Linked DNA regions of Homo sapiens: region 1 is linked to region 2. A link is a contact called in ENCODE Hi-C or POLR2A ChIA-PET data. All regions are on one chromosome and are shown on one strand. Each heading gives the region's core, a stretch centred on a gene start or an enhancer-like site at or near the end of the contact. The rest is flanking DNA. Distances are from core to core; before and after follow the strand shown. Region 1 overlaps ABI2 (abl interactor 2). Region 2 holds the start of ABI2 (abl interactor 2).

What was found. A loop is a pair of places that touch in the nucleus more often than their neighbours do. ChIA-PET counts read pairs that join two places held with the same protein, here RNA polymerase II (POLR2A). Pooled maps may share reads with other maps.
Region 1: a loop to region 2 is called in a map of Right ventricle myocardium inferior, with 2.9 times the contacts of the local background. The contact joins the enhancer-like site here to the promoter of ABI2 in region 2. A Hi-C loop is called at or near these places in 6 of 168 maps with a recorded cell type or tissue (CD8-positive, alpha-beta T cell, PC-3, Right ventricle myocardium inferior and 3 more) and 13 of 50 pooled maps. POLR2A ChIA-PET finds 5 or more read pairs at or near these places in 7 of 52 experiments (AG04450, GM10248, H1 and 3 more).

Annotation. Positions count from the first base shown.
Region 1 is chr2:203,410,306-203,415,048 of GRCh38, reverse strand. It overlaps ABI2 (abl interactor 2), which reads right to left. Exons shown (of 12, transcript NM_001375670.1): 10 at 3,678-3,764. Among named protein-coding and RNA genes, the nearest start is that of ABI2, 84 kb to the right of the region's middle. Within about 2 kb of position 2,276, at least 3 of the 41 ENCODE cell types and tissues checked have a DNase peak (open chromatin) inside an H3K27ac peak, as active enhancers do.
Region 2 is chr2:203,325,884-203,331,071 of GRCh38, reverse strand. ABI2 (abl interactor 2) reads right to left here and starts at 2,678. Exons shown (of 12, transcript NM_001375670.1): 1 at 2,441-2,678. The coding sequence starts at 2,557. RefSeq lists silencers at 2,110-2,459, 2,736-2,923, 2,680-3,019 and an enhancer at 2,821-3,791.

The sequences.
Region 1 (4,743 bases), core at 1,027-3,526, 84 kb before region 2:
TAGATCCAAAGGAACTTTCAAAACAATAACCTTGAGAAATGACACTACAAAATTACTCAAAGATGCTGCCATTGGTCATTTTTACTTTTCTTGTAACTGCCAGTTTAATAAGCTACTACTTTTGACTTAAAATGTTCCAATTACTCAGCTAGTCCTTTGTAATGCATTATTTCATTTCATCTTTATATTGGGAGGTGGTGTTTTTCATTTTATAGATGTGGAGACTGGCTTTCCAAGATTAAGTATTCTGACAGCAAGTAAGTGGAAAAGCACCTGAACTCCAATGCCTATTATCTTAAAAGCTACACTATTATGGGATGGGATAAATTTTAAAAACTTCAAGTCATGCTTCATTAGTATTTATTCAACAAACATTAACTAATATGGCTGGATATTATGCTCAGCATTGAGAAAAGGGCAGTAGGCAAAAGTCATGAAGACATGAACGACCAAATCTTCATTTACAATTGAGTGTAGTGTGTGCTTTAAGATACTATAGAAGCACACAGCATAAACCACACTTGTTATGTGGGTCAGGAAAGGCTTCCTGAAACCTGAAGGAAGAGTAAGAGTTAATGGGGAGGAAGAGGGGAGGGTAGGATGGCAGAGGCATTGATATTTCATGTCAGATACAAAGAACAAAACAAGGCCAGGCGGGGAGGCTCACGCCTGTAATCCCAGCACTTTGGGAGGCTGAGGCAGGAGGATCATTTGAGCTCAGGAGTTCAAGCCCAGCCTGGCCAATATGGCGAAACCCCGTCTCTACTAAAAATACAAAAATTAGACGCACATGGTGGTGCACACGTGTATTCCCAGCTGCTCACGAGGCTGAGGCATGAGAATCACTTGAACCCAGGAGGGGAAGGTGGCAGAGAGCCAAGATTGCACCACTGTACTCCAGCCTGGGTGACAGAGTGAGACTGTCTCCAAAAAAAAAAAAAAAAAAAGACAATGCAAGTACAAAGGTAAGAAAGCAAGAAACTTTCAAAGAACTGTCCAAATTCAGTAGCCAGCTTCAGGAAGCTGAAGAGGATGAGGCAGGAAGGGCCTTACAGCAGTTTGGACTCTATCCAAAGAGCCATGGTGAGCCACAGAAAGATTTTAAGGGGAATAACAGGGTCATAGCTGTACTTCTTACCCCAGTATAACTGGGTCACTATAACTGGTTCCAAATTATTCCAGACTTCTTCCAAACATCAAACTTAATGCAGAGTGAGTATTTGCTACCAAGGAATATCTTCAAAATAATATACCTGGAAAGCTTTGAAGATAATTCCAAAGAATTATCTTTGAAGATGTACCAAAAGAAATGTATGTATTTTTCCAAGGTGAATGTTTTAAAGAGTTTAAAGACTTAAACATTCAAATAATGTTTATTATTTGACTAATGTTTAAGTCCTGCCACGTCTGTAAAATTAGTCACAGCACACCTCATACACAATTTTTTTATACGTTGTGTAAATGAGAAACGTATATGATTGTAGGAAAAGATGAAAAAGACCAATCCAAAAGGCAATCAACTGTGATAGGGTGGTCAAATTAGGGAATGACTTTTTAAAATATAGGTAGTGCTGCTATAATAATGTTTTGCAGTCATCTACTTAAGACATTCCTAAGTCTTAAAGTGATAGTCATGCACTTTACTATTAAATTAAAACAATACTTCTTAGGTTTGGTTCATGAAACATTTTGCTGTTTCTACAAAGCTTGCAGCTTTCACTGGTGACTGGCGAAAACCAATGACATCCTGCTTTAAATCCTATTCAACTTTCAAGTCTCATTTTTTGCTAAGAAAATAACCACTTAGTTGCTATACAAACATTCGTGTTTCATTAATGGATTAGTCTTCAATGTCAGTTTCAAAATCTGGCCTTTACTCCAGAAGCTGCTCAGAACCACTTTTGTTCAAAATGAATGACAACATCTCACAGAACATGCAGTAGCAATTGATTGGCAGAATTCTCTAAGGTGTACACTCATCACAATAGTAAAAACAGAAAAAACTCCCAGGGTATTATTCAAGTGACTACCATCATTAATCATTGTGATTAAACCGGATTTGTGATGGAAAAAAATTATTTTACTGTAATGACATTTACTTAGACTTTCCACCTTGTATGGAGTATGTAGAATGGAACCAGCATTGGAAAGTCCTTCAATTCTCGTACTGTAATTAAATCCTTTTCTACTTGGTATTTATCCTGTTTGGATGCAGCAGACATTTTTTAAAACCTGGCAACAGTGACCCTGTATCCCACACTTGACCTCACAAGCCTGGCAGAGGATCACACTATGGATGTGCTTGGCACATGCTGAACTATTAATAGTTGAATGTTGCTGAGAGGCAGTTTTCTCCTCGAGCCAGTGTGGGTCACACCCAAGCTAAAGAAGAGTCGGCCCCAATAGCATAATTTAAAACATATGAAATCAACCTAATTATATGTGAAAATAGCTCTTAAACTCAACAAAACATCTTATGAAGTCACGGTGTGGTAAACATTACAGGTGTTCATGGAGTACCTTCCAATAAACAAAAGTAAGTAAAATAGACTATTTTCAGAAATTAGCAAATAGAGATGCAAAGGCAGCTGAAAGACACTGAGCCCTTAGGCCAGTAAGACTGAATTATTAGTTAAAATACAACCACATCTAGAAGAATGTGCTGATAAAAGGGGGGCATTTGGTCAGCTACAGAAGCAGAAAAAAGCAGGGACCAAAAGTGCCTGCTATGTGTCAGATGCTTTTCCAAGTGCTGGGGAAACAGCTAGCAAGCAAAACAGGCAAAACTCCTTGCTCTTATAGAGCTTACATTCTAGTACTGGCAGTGCCCATTTCCAAATAAGCAGGAGTCCTAAGCCACAGATTGCAAATATTTCTACCCCACCAGTGAAGTCATCCATCCTTGTTATGAGATATATACACTGGACTACTTTGGTCTGATGACATGAGATCTTTAATATCATTCTCCTAGTTCAGATTCATGCAAATCATGTAACCTTATTATTGTGATGTGGCCCTCGCAAAGACTGCCCATAAGAAGAGGATTTGTCCATCATACAGTCTATGTTCACTGGTCTCTGTGACAGCAATTCCTCACTGAATGTTGATACAGGCCTCCTGATTTGTCATCAGCCTCCTGAGCTCCCTTAATGCTTCCCTAGAAGACTCAAGGTATGAACAAAATTAGTTACCTGAACAGGCCAAGGGAAATTCATTGCCAACCTATGAGGCTTCTTGGGAGACAGACTGGCAGCCTGGTCCTCTGAGCCCTACCATAAAAGGCCCTTCTGATATCTGGAATCACAAAACTGGAGGAAGATTCTCAGACCACCTATAATACCCATAAAACTCCAGTGATAAGAAACTAGACTACCACTTATCTGAGCAACCCAGAGAAAAAGATGGGATATCTAGTGATTAAAGATACCTCCTCAGTAGGATGTGATCTTTCTTTTCTTATATGTGCCTTATTTTATATGTATTTGTCTTATGTCTTTACTATTAGTTATTTAAAAGTAGAAAATTTCTCTATTTTATCTCCACTAGCCAGACAGTGATTTGTTCATAATATTGAAATGTTGAAGTATCAGCAAATGAATGACTATCCAGTCAATCACATATAAATGACATTTTATGCCTACAATCTGATCTACAGCATAAAGAAGACATAAACTTACTATTTTCTTGGACTCTGGCCACAAATCCCATTAAAGGTAACTGAGGAGTTACCTGTAGGATGGAGGGAGGAGGAGGAGCAAGAGATACTGCAAAAACAAAAAAGGTGTGGAGGATAAGGGATAAGGGCGAGTTACATTAAAAGGAAAGGATAATACAATAAAATAAACACATAAAGGAGGGAAACTACTATTCACAAACATTTTATCAGTGATCTCAAGGATCCCCTGTTGAGGGACAACTCATTAACACAAACAAAGTACTGGGGGAATTTTTAGTAAGTTTTTGAAAATCACAACAGGAGGCATTTATCATACACAGATATGTTAAATATATATATAACATAATCGTATGTTTTATATATATAAAACATAATCCCATTTTTATATATAACAATCATGTTTTATATATATATTATATATAATTGATCTTTTTTCATATCATTAACATCATGCCTTCTCAAGGAAAGCATTTCTGCAGATTACCATGATGTTGTTTTCTGAATTTTACCTTGGAAGGTTACAAGTTTAAATGTTTGTCAATACAGAGAGAAAAAAATATTACATCCCAACACTCTAAATGGATACTTTTATTACTCTAATTGTAGGCAAGTAAACTGGTTCTTCATTCATTAATTAGACAAATACTTACTGACTTCATACTAAGTAAGTGGCAAACACCTGCTAGGAAAACAGTATCAAAACCGTCCTCTGAGAATCGGGTGCTATGTCATTACAATTTTTCATAATCCCAACTCATTGGTACACTTCCTCCCTGATGGTATAGAAAAGTGCAGGCCTTAATCAAATCATTCCACTCTCCTTCCCAAGGTGTATTTCCCTGCACCTCAATCACCTGGCACAGTGCCTAGAACTAATAAACTGTCAACAGATGTTTAACATATATAATTGCACTAATAAGCCAGGTATGTGTGGAAACTAAAGCGGCAAAAAAAAGAAAGAAAAAAGATTACTCTACAGTTACAGTTTCCTTTAGAATGGGTACAAAGTAGGATATGCATTTTCTTATAAAGAGAAAATGCCTCTGTTAGCTCCAAAATACAGTTAA
Region 2 (5,188 bases), core at 1,429-3,928:
GAAATAAACTATTTTAAAATCTAAGTTCATTTCTATTAAATTAATATTAATCAATATTTATGCTTTAAATTTTAAAATGTCACCACACTAAATTTTGAGTCCCATTGCTAAAACAGAGATTGATAGTAGTAACGTTTTTCTCTTTTCAACTGAAGGAAATGTATAAAATATTTAAAAAGAAAACTGCTGATGCCTTTAACCTTTCAGCTTTAATAATCCTTATCCTTTTACCTTTATATAGCAATTATAACTTAAGAGGAACTTGTACCTTCAAATTACAATAAGAAATCATCTTGCAAAAGAGAGAGAAATCTGTTTATTTTTTATTTCTTACTGGTAATAATTGCAATCCACTTTTCCACCCTCAGTTTCTCTTCTGACCTGCAACTCTTTCCCCATAATATGCTGCACAAGGCAATGGAATTACCACTTCATTCCTTTAGGTTTTGCCTCTACTAGAGATTGTGAAATCCCTCAGAACAGCATTGCTTCCTCCAGTCCTCCTTGGTACCAGCAGTGCACTACAGAGTATAAATTAACTACATGGTATTAATTTCCTCCAAGATCAGCCTCTCCTACTAGGTATGTACCATCCACCCCTCACACAGTTCTAGGCCATAAAAGACTTTCAATTTTAGCGAAAAATTGAGCAAGTGAATCTTTTTTTTTTTTTTTTTTTGATATGTAGTCTCACTCTTATCGCCCAGGCCTGAACCTCTGAATCTTTTCTACCCCACTTGTATCAGCAAAGTACATTACAAGTGGACATTTGTATTTTTTTGTATTAATCTTGCCTACATTCCTTTCCTAGTAGCCATAGTCAACTGCCTCTTTCGAAGGAACAGGTTTATACAGTGGTTCGGGTCATTCTCAAATACAAATGTTGTCTACAAGATAACAGTATGTCTAATCAAACAAAATCTCACTTCCGCGATCAACAATGTGGCCATTACAAAATTTATGAACCTATAAAATTGTAACACCTGTTTTTTAAAATTTACACTAAGACATGAAAATGCTTTCCTATATAGCTAATGTTAAGAAAGGTGCCTCACGCCTATAATCCCAGCACTTTGGGAGGCCGAGGTGGGTGGATGACTTGAAGTCAGGAGTTCGAGACCAGTCTGGTCAACATGGTGAAACCCCATCTTTACTAAAAATACAAAAATTAGCCGGCTGTGGTGGCGGGCGCCTGTAGTCCCAGCTACTCGGGAAGCTGAAGCATGAGAATTGCTCAAACCTAGGAGGCCGAGGTTTCAGTGAGCCGAGATCGCGCCACTGCACTCCAACCTGGACTACAGAACGAGGTTGTGTCTCAAAAAGAAAAGAAAAAAGAAGGATCCCTGGAGAGATGGAGGTGGGAGCAAGAAAAAAGGAAAAAAAAAAAGACTGTGAAGAAACAGTTTAACATATTGCTTCCATTTCCATCTTTATCCCAAGAGAATTTAAACGGGAAAGAAAAAAAATGGAGGCAGAACCCATAATTCAAAATAACCATAAAAAAAAAAGCAAAAGATTTTAGATTTTGCAAACTGTGCCTTTTAACCTGCTATCCTTTCAAGTAATTTTTAAAGAAGGATTTTTTTAATCCACAGAATATTTTGCTTCATCCAGGAGCAGCTGGATCTCATACCATCCGGTATCCCCCGCCTCCATACACACGCCCCTACCACTATCAGCCCTTGAGCCAAACGATCCATCACGGTAAAAAAAAAAAAAAAAAAAAAAAATTAAACCAGGAGGTTCATCTTCCCAATTCTCTCTAAGAAACAGTCATAGTCTGTCCTCCTCCCACCCCCAGGAAAACTGCCTATTCTAACAGAACTAGGAGGGAGGGGGGAATCAGCTCATCATCCTTCTCCATAGGGAAAAAAATGGCATTAACTTCCAACAAGAAACTGCTGCTCTTCTACCGTATCCCCTTTAGAACATAAAATATTAAGAAAGGGTTTCTGAAGCATTCACAGGAACAGAAAACTGAAGCCTGAAGCACTTCACTCTGCAGCAAGATAACCCCTTAAAAATCATCCAGAATTTGGGGGATGGAGGTAACCCGTCAACACCCGCGACACCCCTACCCTAAGGTGGGGAGCAGGATTCCGTCAAACAGAAAATGCCACTCTCCGCCCCCTCCGCCATCCGGAACGCTGACCGGCGCGGAGTGCGGGGGCGGCCGAGGGCGGGAGCGGCGAGGAGGCGGGACGCGACACACGCACCACGCCGAGAACTGCTTCACCGCTTTTTTAAAGGTTTTTAAAATGCAGTTTCTCCAGCCGGAGAATTCCCACCCATTCACCAGCCCCAGCCCTCACCCAGCTCCCCACCCCCATCGGGGGCTCCGCTGGGCCGTGTCCCCGAGGCGGCCTCGGCCCCACGCCCCGAGGCGCGCGGCCCCCGGCGGGGGGGTCCCCGACGCGGCCCAGCTGGGGATGCTTCGCACCTGTATGTAGTTGTTCTCGCAGTAATCGGCCACCCGTTCCAGATTTGTGTAGCTGTCGAAGAGGGCCCGGCGGCCCCCCGGGATTTCCTCTTCCAGCAGCATCTGCAGCTCCGCCATCTTCACATCCTCCTCCTCCTCCTCCTCATACAGGTCGCAGAGGGAGCGGCGGCCGCAGCGCCAAGGAAACCCAGGACCGGGAGAGGAGGAGCGGCGGCGACGGCGGCGGTAACTCGGAAGGAGCGAGAAACAGCCCCAGCGCGCGACAGGGGAGGGGGCGACGGGGGCGGGGCGCGAGCCGACGGACTCCGAGGACGGTCACCGCGGCGACGGCCGGCCGGGCGCGCGCACGCGCGCTCCCTTCCCTCCGCCCCCGGGAGCCCGAAAAAGATTCCCACCCTCGCCCGCGCCGCCGGCCCCTCCCCCACTTCCGGCGTCTCCTAGCGACGGCGGGGGTAGGGGCCGGGATGCGCGCGGGAGTTGGTGGTGCAGTTAACCCTTCCGCCGCCCGCCCGCCGCTGGAGCGGCTGGAGAAGCCCCCACCTCCCGGCGGCCTTTGTTAGCCCGGCGGGAACACACCACCCTGCTCAGCTGGCTTCCTGCCGGCTCCCTCCGGGACTCATCTCGGCTCCGTCCCCATGGAGGTCATCGGCCTAGGGAACTTCTCGAGGCTTTTCTCCCTCTGCTGCTGACGGGAGGCCGAAGGAGGGCACAGCCTCCACTCTTGGGACCCTCCTCTGTGAAAGATCACACCTCAACAGGGCAGGAATAAAACTTCCACGCAGCTTTCAATGCCACCTGACTTCATTTTTCTCAGATTTGACCTCATCCTCTTTGTTGCAGTGAATTGCAGTTTCCTAACCCCAGCTTTCCTGCGCCCCTGCCTCTTTGCACTTCCCCACTAACGCTGTTCTCCCCTGCCAGATTAGCCCCTTTCTCTCCTGGTTTGCGGTGCCGTGGGCCTCAGCTTTTTATGTTTGCCATTTCTATGATTCGCTTCCTCACTCATAACCTTTTCTGTCATTTCTCTAATGCTATCAACTTCGCTGTCCTTTTTCCTATTCATGGATTCAGTATTTAAAATTTTGAAAACGATTTTGCTAGTAGTAATTGCCTTCTTCACAGGGCTGTTACATAGATAAAATCAACGTTTATTGTGAAAATACCTTGAAAAAACATTAAGTGCTACAAAAATTCAAGGCAGATAATTTTCCTCTTGCAGAGTTATAATTCTGTTTTTATTCTCCAGATACTGTGTCTTGTTTTCCTAAATCAGACTACCCCACACAATGTAATCTGGAAAAACTAAAACTCCTGACCATTGCTGAGATATGAAGCCATGACCTTTATTTGTGCTGTGGAAAATCAAAGTTGATTCCAGGCAGTACCATCTTAGACTTGTGTAGTTAGAACAAGATCCATTGTTTCAACACTTTTCTTAATCTGGTGATCTCTTGGCCCTCCTACAGTGAATTTTTTTCATTCAGATGATGAGGAAACTTATACTTTCAAAAAAAAATCACTTTAGGACGGGCGCGGTGGTTCACGCCTGTAATCCCAGCACTTTGGGAGGCCGAGGCGGGCGGATCACGAGGTCAGGAGATCGAGACCATCCTGGCTAACACAGTGAAAACCCGTCTCTACTAAAAATAAAAATAAAAAAATTAGCTGGGCATGGTGGCGGGCGCCTGTAGTCCCAGCTACTCGGGAAGCTGAGGCAGAAGAATGGCGTCATCCTGGGAGAAGAGCTTGCAGTGAGCGGAGATCGTGCCACTGCACTCCAGCCTGGGCGACAGAGCGAGACTCCGTCTCAAAAAAAAAAAAAATCACTTTAATACCATATCATTACAAATATCTGGAGCAAACCCTAATGTTATATTGGCTTCATGATACATACATTAGCAGAATGTATGAGTTTTCACTGTGGAACCTAAATTAAAGGATATTGAAAATGTTGGTCTAGTCCAACTAGTTTTATTCTTAAGCACTTTAACCATCTTCTGTAGTAGTGGTTCTCAAACTTCAGTGTGAGGAGCTTGTTAAAAATGAAAGCTGCAGGGTCACACACACTAAGATTCATTAGTTTGAGAGCATGAGTGATGGAAATGAGTAGTTATTTAAATGACACATCAACTTGCTTCAGTGAATACGACATATGAATAATCAAGTGAATAAAACAAATGTTAGATGAAGCAAACTTTTCTTTCAGACTAAACTTCAATAGATCAAAAAATAATGTTGAAGAAGCTCATCAGGTGAGTTAAATGGTAGACAGACTCTTCCCCTATCATTACTTATTCCCACCCAGCATTTTTTCAACTATGGCTTAGCAATTAGCCTAATAAACAAATTTCCCTCTGGGATGTTTCGTCATTCTAGAAATTACCTAGAAAAGATTCTAGTATTTTCTCTAATTAGTGACAATCTCTTTGGACCTAGTTTCCTTATCAAGAAATCAAAGGGTGAGGCCGGGCACGGTGGCTCTCGCCTGTAATTCCAGCACTTTGGGAGGCCGACACAGGTGGATCAGCTGAGGTCAGGAGTTCGAGACCAGCCTGGCCAACATGGTGAAACCCCGTCTCTACTAAAAATACAAAAATTAGCTGGGTGTGGAAGCGGGTGCCTGTAATCCCAGCTACTCAGAAGGCTGAGGCTGGAGAATCGCTTGAACCAGGGTGGCGTAGGTTGCAGTGAGCCGAGATCGCGCCACTGCACTCCAACCTGGGCGACGGAGGCTCTGTCTCGAAAAAG